Regions from separate parts of the Homo sapiens genome. Here region 1 is linked to region 2. The links are chromatin contacts, found by Hi-C or POLR2A ChIA-PET in ENCODE. All regions are on one chromosome and are shown on one strand. The core of a region is the stretch at or near the end of the contact, and the rest is flanking DNA. Distances in the headings are between cores, read along the strand shown.

Region 1 (4,383 bases), core at 1,658-4,157, 230 kb after region 2:
TGTAGTTCCTCTGTTTTATAGATAAACAAACGGAGCCCAGGTAGATGAAATAATGTATTCAAGGTCACATACTAGTTTATTTTAAAATTTTTTCCTGCTTTGTTCTCAAAAAAATTTAAAGAAACTTAAACATTAGGGAAAAGTCCTGCCTCCCTGTCCATTCCTGGTTCCATGCCAATGTGCTGAGCTGATGATGCAGGCCCGCCTCCCCTCACCCCCACCACCTTAGAATGCAGGCAAGAAGACTCTACACTCAGCACAAATGATGAGTGGTCATTTGTGAAGTCTCTTGCTCCTTGCTATATTCCCTTCTTCAGTATGCCTTCGGGAAGATGGTCATTCCTCTGCTGACTAAGCCCTCCAGTGCCCCCCCAGGCAGCCCTTTAACTGTGGGAAGTCTCTTAGTGCTACACAACTCCTCCTTAGAGTTGGCCAGTCCTGCCTTTCAGTAACAACTGCCCCAGGCATATGGGTTGTGCTGTCTGGATCAGAGCCCTTTCCTAGTTGCCCATTTCTGCCTTCTCTCAAAGAACAAAGGAACCTAGAACCACCCCACTGTTAGCACCAAGACAATTAATTTTTTGGAGATTTTGAGAATAGAAGTAGACACCCTGTTCATAGGGAAAAGTGAGCCTCCTGAGAAGAAGCAAATGGAGAGGGAGGCATTAGTCTTCACCTTTTTGAGCCCTTGAGCTAATGTCTCACAATATGATTTGAGTAGAACCTCAAGAGCTGTCTGAGCCACCCACTGAGTCTGCCATTGTCCCCAAAAGACTCCTCTCTAAATTGAGGCATTGTTTCCTGGGGGTTACTCTTAAAATGCCTGGGTTAAGTGGCCAGGGAGGAGAGGCTAGGGTAGCAGGCATTTGCCAGGGGCAGATTTAACAGCTCTCAGACCCTATATTTTCTGTTTTGGTTTTTTTTTTGTTTGTTTGTTTTTGTTTTTGTTTTTGTTTTTGTTTTGAGATGGAGTTTCGCTCTTGTTGCCCAGGCTGGAGTGCAATGGCGTGATCTCAACTCATCGCAACCTCTGCCTCCTGGGTTCAAGTGACTCTCCTGCCTTAGCCTCCCGAGTAGCTGGGACTACAGGCATGTGACCTTATGTTTTAAGGGCAGGTGGATGAATTCCATGGGAGCAGAGAGAGGCTGGGGTGACTCTGAAAATGAGACAAAGGAAGTTGGAATAGGAGATGGGGAGTAGAGCCGGCATGAAAATGATGGTCAGGAGTCTGGCTGCTCAAAATGTGGTGTCTGGTATCACACAGATTCTCATTAGAAATGAGAATCTCAGACCCCACTCTAGACCTGCAGAATCAGGATCTTCGTGATTAACAAGAGTCCCAAGGGATGAATAGTCTTGGGAAAAATTGAGACACTTCACTGTGTCTCACGCCCGGAGCAGGAAGGGAACCTTTTTTTTGTGGGAACCCCCTATTGCTGTGTGACTCTAGTGTGCCCTCTCTCCTCAGCATACCAGGCAGCTTTATCCCTGGGCCAGGACCCATCCAATGACTGCAACGACAACCAGCGGGAAGTTCGCATAGTGGCCCAGCGGCGGGGGCAGAATGAGCCCGTGCTGGGGGTAGATTACCGGCAGCGCAAGATCACCATCCAGAACCGTGAGTGCGGGGGAGGTGTCAGGGGAACTGGGGGTGGGGGGAGGTGCAGACACCAGGCCTGGCAGGCTGAGTCAGCATGGGATTTCCCATTTCTTTCTGCTGCCTGTTGGTCTACTTGGTCACTGTCATTGTTTGAGGAAAGTGCCAGCTTCATAGAATGTGCTGCACCAGCTGAAGTGACTTCCCTGGAAGTTGGTCTCTGGACCAGAGGTTGTTCTGTTGCTATCTATAGCTTTGGCTAAAGGTCTAGGGGTGAATGGTTCCCTTTGCTTTCCTGAGATTCAGGGCTAAGTTGTGGATCAGGTTTCTTTGATTCCTTCCACAAATTGCTCTCAGGGCCTACTGAAACCCCAGGTCCCTGAGTTTCCTTCCGGCTATTCCTGTTGTTCACATGGAAGGAAATAGGGTCCTCTGAGCAGATGACCACCTTGAGACCACTGTCCTCCACTGATAGAAGAAAGAACACTGGGCTTGGACTAAAAAGCCCCAAGTGAGAATCCTAGTGCTTCCTCTCACTAGCTCAGTGACCAGTGATCAGTTATTTTCTTTGGCTTCTGTTTCTTCATCTGAACGACAGGCATCATGGTATCTTCCTCCCTACTCCAAAGTGAATATCTAGCGCGCTATGTGAGAGCTGTGTCTAAAGCCTATCTATTCTCTGTGCCCAGTGCAGGGAGTAGTGGTGAGAGCCCTGACTCTGGAGTCAGGTGCGGGTGTGCATCCCAATTCTGCATTTACAGGGTATATGAACCTGGGCAAGCCTCTCCAATTTTTTCAGCCTCAATTTCTATAAAATGGGACTTGCCATAGTACCTAGCTCATGGAGATTTGTGGGGACTAAGGTAATATGTATAAAGCATTTAGCAAACAGGAAGTGGGCAGTAAGCATTAGTTATCACTCCGTGTACTTTTGGATAAATGGCTTAGCTTAGCTCCTCATATTTCTATTGTGTAATCCACAGTTGCTGCCATAGAGTAGCACATAATTCAGAGCCTATTTCAATGGGCTTTATGTGCTGTGTTAAATAAATATTTGTTAGTTAAAAGGGGAAAAAGGGAAGAATACACCCAGTGGGCCACTCATGGTGGCCATCGCTACAATATCAAGGAATCAGTGAATATTCTGACTGTTTAAAGGTAGGTCACTTAAGGGGAACCAGTTTAATAATTGCTTTCAGTTTTGTCTATAACACTTAAGTCTGATTTTTTTTTTTTTTACATTCGGCATCTGATTTTCCCCAAGCCAGCCCTCAGTTTTAGGGTACATCTGTCCTTCTTTTCTAGTCTTCAGGGGCATCTTCAAAGATCCAAGGTGGTTCTGCCTTTTCCAAAGCCAGCAGAATTTGTTCTTATCTGACCTCAAAGTTTCAAGCCTCTTTAATTAGCAAATTACCTGAACAGTTTCTGAAGGATGGAAATCCCCATAGTAGCTAGTCCCTGCTCTTATTATTTTTTTTTTTCTAAAAACGTGAAGGTAAATACCTTCCACTACTCCCACTCCCAGCCACCTTTGGCTCAAACCCTGCTTCATTCTTACTACCACAGGAATGCATTAGTATTCTCCTCTGTTTTTATTTCTGTCTCCAGGCTTGTTGTGACTTCCTGAAGCCCTTGTTTTCTGACACTTTTTTGCCTATGCCTGCATCATTTGAGATGACCCTGTCAAATCAGTCCTTAGATCCTTTAAAATATTAACATATCTGAAAACTCTTCTTACTCTGACACCCCTAAAATACTCTTTATGTCACCAATAAAAATTAGAGCAGATTTACAATACACATCATGCCCTGAGGGGGAGTTTTTTAAAAGCACTTTCATCATTTTTCCAAGTCTGGGGTAAGCTTATTTCTGGGAAAGGTAGTGGGTTTGGAAAATAGCGGGTAGGAAAAAAATTGTAGATATTGACGTAGAAAGAGAAGGAAACAGAAGTCAAAGTTAGGTCCACTGGTGCGTGACCTTGCATTTTTGTTTCATTTCCTCAATAAACATTTCTTGACAAACAGATAATAAAGAATTGCAGATATTACCACCAACCTAGCAGGAGCAAGTCTGTAATGCTAAGGTTCCGTGGCATTTACTGTGGGTGGGGGAGCTGGAACTGCCTGCCGCTGCACTTCACACGGAGGCTGCCCTGATGCCTTTGACTGGATTTTAAACCCTTTCAGGACAGAAGAGGGTCTTGTTTCTCTTTACATCTCCTCGGTGCCTGACATAATGCTGGACCCACAAAAGGGCTTTAGTGAATATTTATTGACTTTGCTAAACTTGAACATAAATATTAACCATTCATTTTAAATTCCTTGTAGATGCTGGATATTAGACATTTGTCAGATGGATAGATTGCAAAAGTTTTCTCGCATTCTGTAGGTTGTCTGTCCACCCTGATGATCTTATAAGTGGAAGCTGGATGACGAGAATGCATGGTCACATGGGGGGAACAATACACACCGCGGCCTGTTGGAGGGTGTGGGGATGTAGGAGGGAGAGCGTCAGGAAGCACAGCTAATGGATGCTTGGCTTTATACCGAGGTGATGGGATGATCTGTGCAGCAAACCGCCATGGCACATGTTTACCTGTGTAACAAACCTGCACATATACCCCTGACCTTAAAATTAAAAAAAAAATGAATGTACAGCAAATATATATATAAACCATTCATCTATCCTAATGGAGGTACACAAAAAACCTGAGTGCCCACTAGAACTGAAACTCTTCTTGAGTTACATTTACTTTTAAAATACTGGCATTTTATCTTTATTCAAG
Region 2 (4,444 bases), core at 426-2,925:
AAGATTCTCTGTTGCTAATGACACCCGAAGCTGGTCCGGAGGAACACTGTCTCAGATAAACTTTCCCCAAAGAAGCCCACACATGTTTCTATAAACCTGACTTTGAAGTTGGATTAGTCCACATAGCCTGAGCCTCAGTGAGTGACTCCTGTCCAGCTGGTCAGGGTAAGAGATGACTAGGGTCAGCCTGCTATACAGAGGCCTTACAAATAACTCTTTCCACTCTGATTCTTCCATTACTTATTTGAAATAACTAAATTCCATTTGAAATAAATAAAATTCCATCCTCTCATGTTTGCTTTCTTCTTTCTTCTCTCCCTCTTTTTCCTCCATCCTCCAGCAGTTTCCAAACTGATTTTAAACCTCTCAATCTGTCTAATGAGAAGTAAGCTCTTTAGAAAGTAATGGGCAAAGGTTATTATTCCTCTTCTTATTCAGCTGTGCCCACGTGTTGGTTACATTACACCAGGGGCCAGCCAACTACATTCCATGGGCCAAATCTGGTGTGCTTGTTTTTATAAATAAAGTTTTGCTGAAATACAGTCATGCCTAATCACTTGCATTATATCTATGGTTGCTTTTGTGCTGCAAGGGTAGATTTGAGTAGTTATGCCAAAGATTGGCCCACAAAGCTTGGAATAGTTAATATTTGGCCTTTTACTGAAAAAGTTGATTGACCTCTTCATGAAACTAAGCACAAAGAAAACCCTACTTTTGCCATGAACTGGACATTTCCATGACTTTGGAAACAGTTATGCGCCTGATGTGAGCAATGGCTTCTCCAAGTTGAAAGGAGCTGACTTCACCAGCTTTCTCAATCAGAGGAGTAAGGGTCCTCTAGTTTGTTTTGTGTCCAGAGATAGAGGTCACTTCTTTCCCTTGGTTATCATCTGACTCAGGAGGCACCAGGAGTCTGGTTTGTTTACCACTGGCTCACATGAATAGAGTAGGTTGTGTGGTGGGGACTCCCCCCAGTGAAAAACTTTTAGCTAAGGGTGGGAAGTCCAAGCTGTGAATCTGAATCAGCAGCAGCAACAATTTTTGTTCCCCTTAGATACTGTCAAATGGGTCAGTTCCACCGGGAGCTGGTTACCTTCCTGTGAAGATGGCTTTAAGGGGAGGTGGTGGCGTTTGGTTGGGAAACAGAAATACCACAACCGCCCAAGTAGCCCATGCGTAATCTGGGTGGGGCATAGACATAAAAGGAGGAAGCCCAGACTTCAAGTGAGAGAAGAAACATTCGCTCTGGAGACAGTTTTAATTCCGTTCCCACATCATCAGGTGGACAAAATTCCCCTGTGAAGTCGCCCTCTTGCATTTCTCTTCCTCATTTTCTCCTCCGCTACTTCCCAGCTCTACTCCCCAACACCCTGAGGCCCAGAGCAGGGTACCTGTGGTGAGATTAGAGAAGAGCAGGGAAGGGGACTGATGTCAACTCCATCCAGCCAAAGACCCCCAGGACTGGGCTGGAACTGGTGAGACAAGAGAGACACCAGGAGAGCAAAGTGTAGGGTGGCATTGCTTCTCATGGCCAGCCCTGCACTTGCATGAGGAACACCCTGTGCTTGGACAGGACATAGCAGAGAAGGAGAACGGTGGGGTGTCTCACCGACAGGGTGTTAGAAAGGACTTACAGGAGTGCGGTTTGTGGTAGGCGATTTTGGGGACGGTTTAAGGAAGTGGAGCTTTGCATGCTGTCAGAAGCAGGGGTAAATTCTATGATTCCATATCTTAATAAATCTTGTCTAGAAGGGAGGAAGACTAAGTGAGACTGAAGCTGTAAGGGTAAAGGAGTAGCAGTCACTCCTCCGAGCCAGAATAGGGAAATGTTTGGTTAGTTCCATGGTTTGGACAATGTTAACGTTTTTTGTCTGTGTTCAGACATGATTGTGGAGTGGTCTTATTTTTGTCTTTATCATGGTCACAGAGACATCTTGCTTGCTGTTGATGTTCTGTGAAGTTGTTTATGTTTAACAGGAGAACGCCAAGGCCTAGCTTATGGGACCACCCAGATCCAGGTTGTCAGGGGCCACTTTTCTCTTTCTCAGCAATCACTTCACTTTCTTTGAAGTCACAATATCACAGGATGGTAGAGTCAGAAAGGGCTTTCGAGATCATCTAATTGAAGACTCTCACCTTGAAGATAAGGAAATGGAACATGTGAGCTGTTACCTGCCTTGCCAACAGCCCACAGCCAGTTAGCATCCCACCTGGCGATTCCTGGGCCCTGCATACACTGGCCCTGCCTCCTCTCCGGCTGCATCTCCCACACCACTCTCCCTCTCTTGGCACCTAGCCTGCCCTCCCTTCAGTTCCTCCAGTGGGCCAAGTTCTTTATTGCCTTGGGCCCTTCCCATCCCTCTCAGAATGCTCTTCCACCCCTCTGACCTGTGCCTCTTGCTTAATTCATTTCTCTTCATCCATCAGGGATGAGGCATTCTTCAGGGATCCTTCAGTGGCTCAAACACCACTTCTCAAGGAAGCCCCTCCTGGTTCTCCAGGCCTCACTCTCGTGCTCTCTGCATCTGCGTGGCACTTCCCTGCCACAGTCCCTCTTGCTCTTTATGCAGCCAGGGACCTGGTCTGTCTTGTTCATTGCTGGCATACTCAGGACACAGCAGACACTTAATGAATGGCTGCTTCACTTCAAGCCCTGTGGAGGTTCTATCACTAGAATTCTTTTTATAGTACAATAAAAAAAAGGGATTGTGAATCTTTTCTTGGGGTTGCAATATAAACTTACAGTCCAGTTGCAAGGAAAGAATACAACAAGCTGAAGTAAAACTGCTGAGGTGTTGCAAGTAGCTGGAGGGTGAATCTGATGATCCCATCCCCACGTCGTCCTTCCTGCGATGGCTATCTGGACATGCGGGTGTGCTGGAAAGGCCAGTGCACAGCCAGGAGCCCTTCACACCCCTGAATCACAGAGAGGTCTTTGGCTCAGGGGTGACTGTAATCTGAATCTGCCTATCGGTACTGCTCAAGCCCGTCGGTATTTACAATGTTAGAAGAGAATGCAAGGTAAATTGTTTAGTGTGAAAAAGGCTATAAAATGAGATAGTCCTGAGAGTTCTTTGATTTTTTTTTTTTTTGTGAGTGGGAGGGGGGTAATGGGTGTCTTTGAGATGCTGATGAAAATTGTGGCTGCTCTTTCCAGAAAAATGCACATATGCACATAATTTCTTCCAATTCAGATGTTTCATGTACCAGAAAGGCAAGGTTAAGTGACTAGCACGAGATTACAGAGAGATAGAGAAAGAATGGAAGATGAGTTTCCTTATTCCCCATTTAGTAACCTTTTCCTTATGTGCCTCTGTCTCCTCATTGTCCACACAGGAATAACAATAGTACGGTTGCTGTAAGGATTATATTAAAACAATACTTGTAAGAATTTAGCATAAAGTCTACCACATAGTAAATGCTCAAAAAACATTAGCTCTTCGTATGATGGTGATAGTGTCCCCCTCTCTCTTCCCAAACAGTGCCTTTACTAATTGAATTGATCAGCATGATGACTTGCCACCTCCTGACCAGTCCTAGAATGCCTAGTTTAGCCCACTCGTGGGATGGCCACCTTCAAACAGCAAGTGTATGATGCTGAGACAGGACTGGGGCAGAAAGTCAGGTAAGCCACCCAACAGGTGGGCCAGAGGAATGGTGTCCTCTGAGACTGGTTAGCATCCTGTCTGCATGGTGGATGGGATTAGCTGCAGGACACACTTCTCACTTCTACAAGGGGATCATGATCATGACACTTTCTGATGTCTCTAAAGTGACTGCAGGTGGATGATGACCCTCAAAAAGCTGCAAAAATTCTGAGTGGATGGTAAGCAGAACACACAAGAAGATCCTTAGGGGACAGATGAGTTTCAGGTGTCAAATGCACAAATCCCTGATTCTTTAAGTATCAATCCGATAGGTCAATACAAATATTTGGAAGCAGGTTTGCAAAGAAACTAAAAAAAGAGAAACCCCCTTTGGCTGAAGAAGTCTAGTGGAGGGGACAGAGAAGTAGAAGGGGCCAGGATATGGTGGTTCTAGTCCCCACCTAGCTGCTCCTCCTTGGGACAGCTGCTTCCTTCTCTGGGCTTTGGTGTCTTCTCTTGTAAGATGACCAAGTGGTATCACGGGCTTGGTGGGTCCCAGGAAGCCCCTTCTATGCAGGTGGAACCTCAGTGGAAGAGACTGGATTTGGAAGTGGGCTCTCTTCCTGGTTCCTTTCCAAGTCCTGCTCAGGTGAGAGGGTCTTCCTCCTCCCTCCCATCCCACCTCCCACCTACAGAGATGGGTTCAGCCGCTGCCCTGTTGCAGGGGGTGGGGGATGGTGGCGCAGAGAGGGGAAGCCCCTCAGGGAAGGAGGTTGCTTTCTCCACGGTCAGCAGCATCCCCGCCCCCGCTGCTCCTGCGTCCCTCTCACGCCCGCATCCGCTGCAGGCCAGGCTGT

The links. A loop is a pair of places that touch in the nucleus more often than their neighbours do. ChIA-PET counts read pairs that join two places held with the same protein, here RNA polymerase II (POLR2A). Pooled maps may share reads with other maps.
Region 1: a loop to region 2 is called in a pooled map, with 3 times the contacts of the local background. The contact joins two enhancer-like sites. A Hi-C loop is called at or near these places in 1 of 168 maps with a recorded cell type or tissue (CD14-positive monocyte), 5 of 37 single-sample maps with no recorded cell type and 2 of 50 pooled maps. POLR2A ChIA-PET finds 5 or more read pairs at or near these places in 1 of 52 experiments (activated T-cell).

Annotation. Positions count from the first base shown.
Region 1 is chr3:122,002,480-122,006,862 of GRCh38, reverse strand. It overlaps ILDR1 (immunoglobulin like domain containing receptor 1), which reads left to right. Exons shown (of 8, transcript NM_001199799.2): 3 at 1,470-1,619. Among named protein-coding and RNA genes, the nearest start is that of ILDR1, 18 kb to the left of the region's middle. RefSeq lists enhancers at 450-951, 1,651-1,770. Within about 2 kb of position 2,907, at least 4 of the 41 ENCODE cell types and tissues checked have a DNase peak (open chromatin) inside an H3K27ac peak, as active enhancers do; they include CD14-positive monocyte, where a contact is called at or near this core.
Region 2 is chr3:122,230,407-122,234,850 of GRCh38, reverse strand. The region is part of intron 1 of CASR (calcium sensing receptor); the gene reads right to left. Among named protein-coding and RNA genes, the nearest start is that of CASR, 49 kb to the right of the region's middle. RefSeq lists an enhancer at 1,292-1,381. Within about 2 kb of position 1,675, at least 7 of the 41 ENCODE cell types and tissues checked have a DNase peak (open chromatin) inside an H3K27ac peak, as active enhancers do; they include CD14-positive monocyte, where a contact is called at or near this core.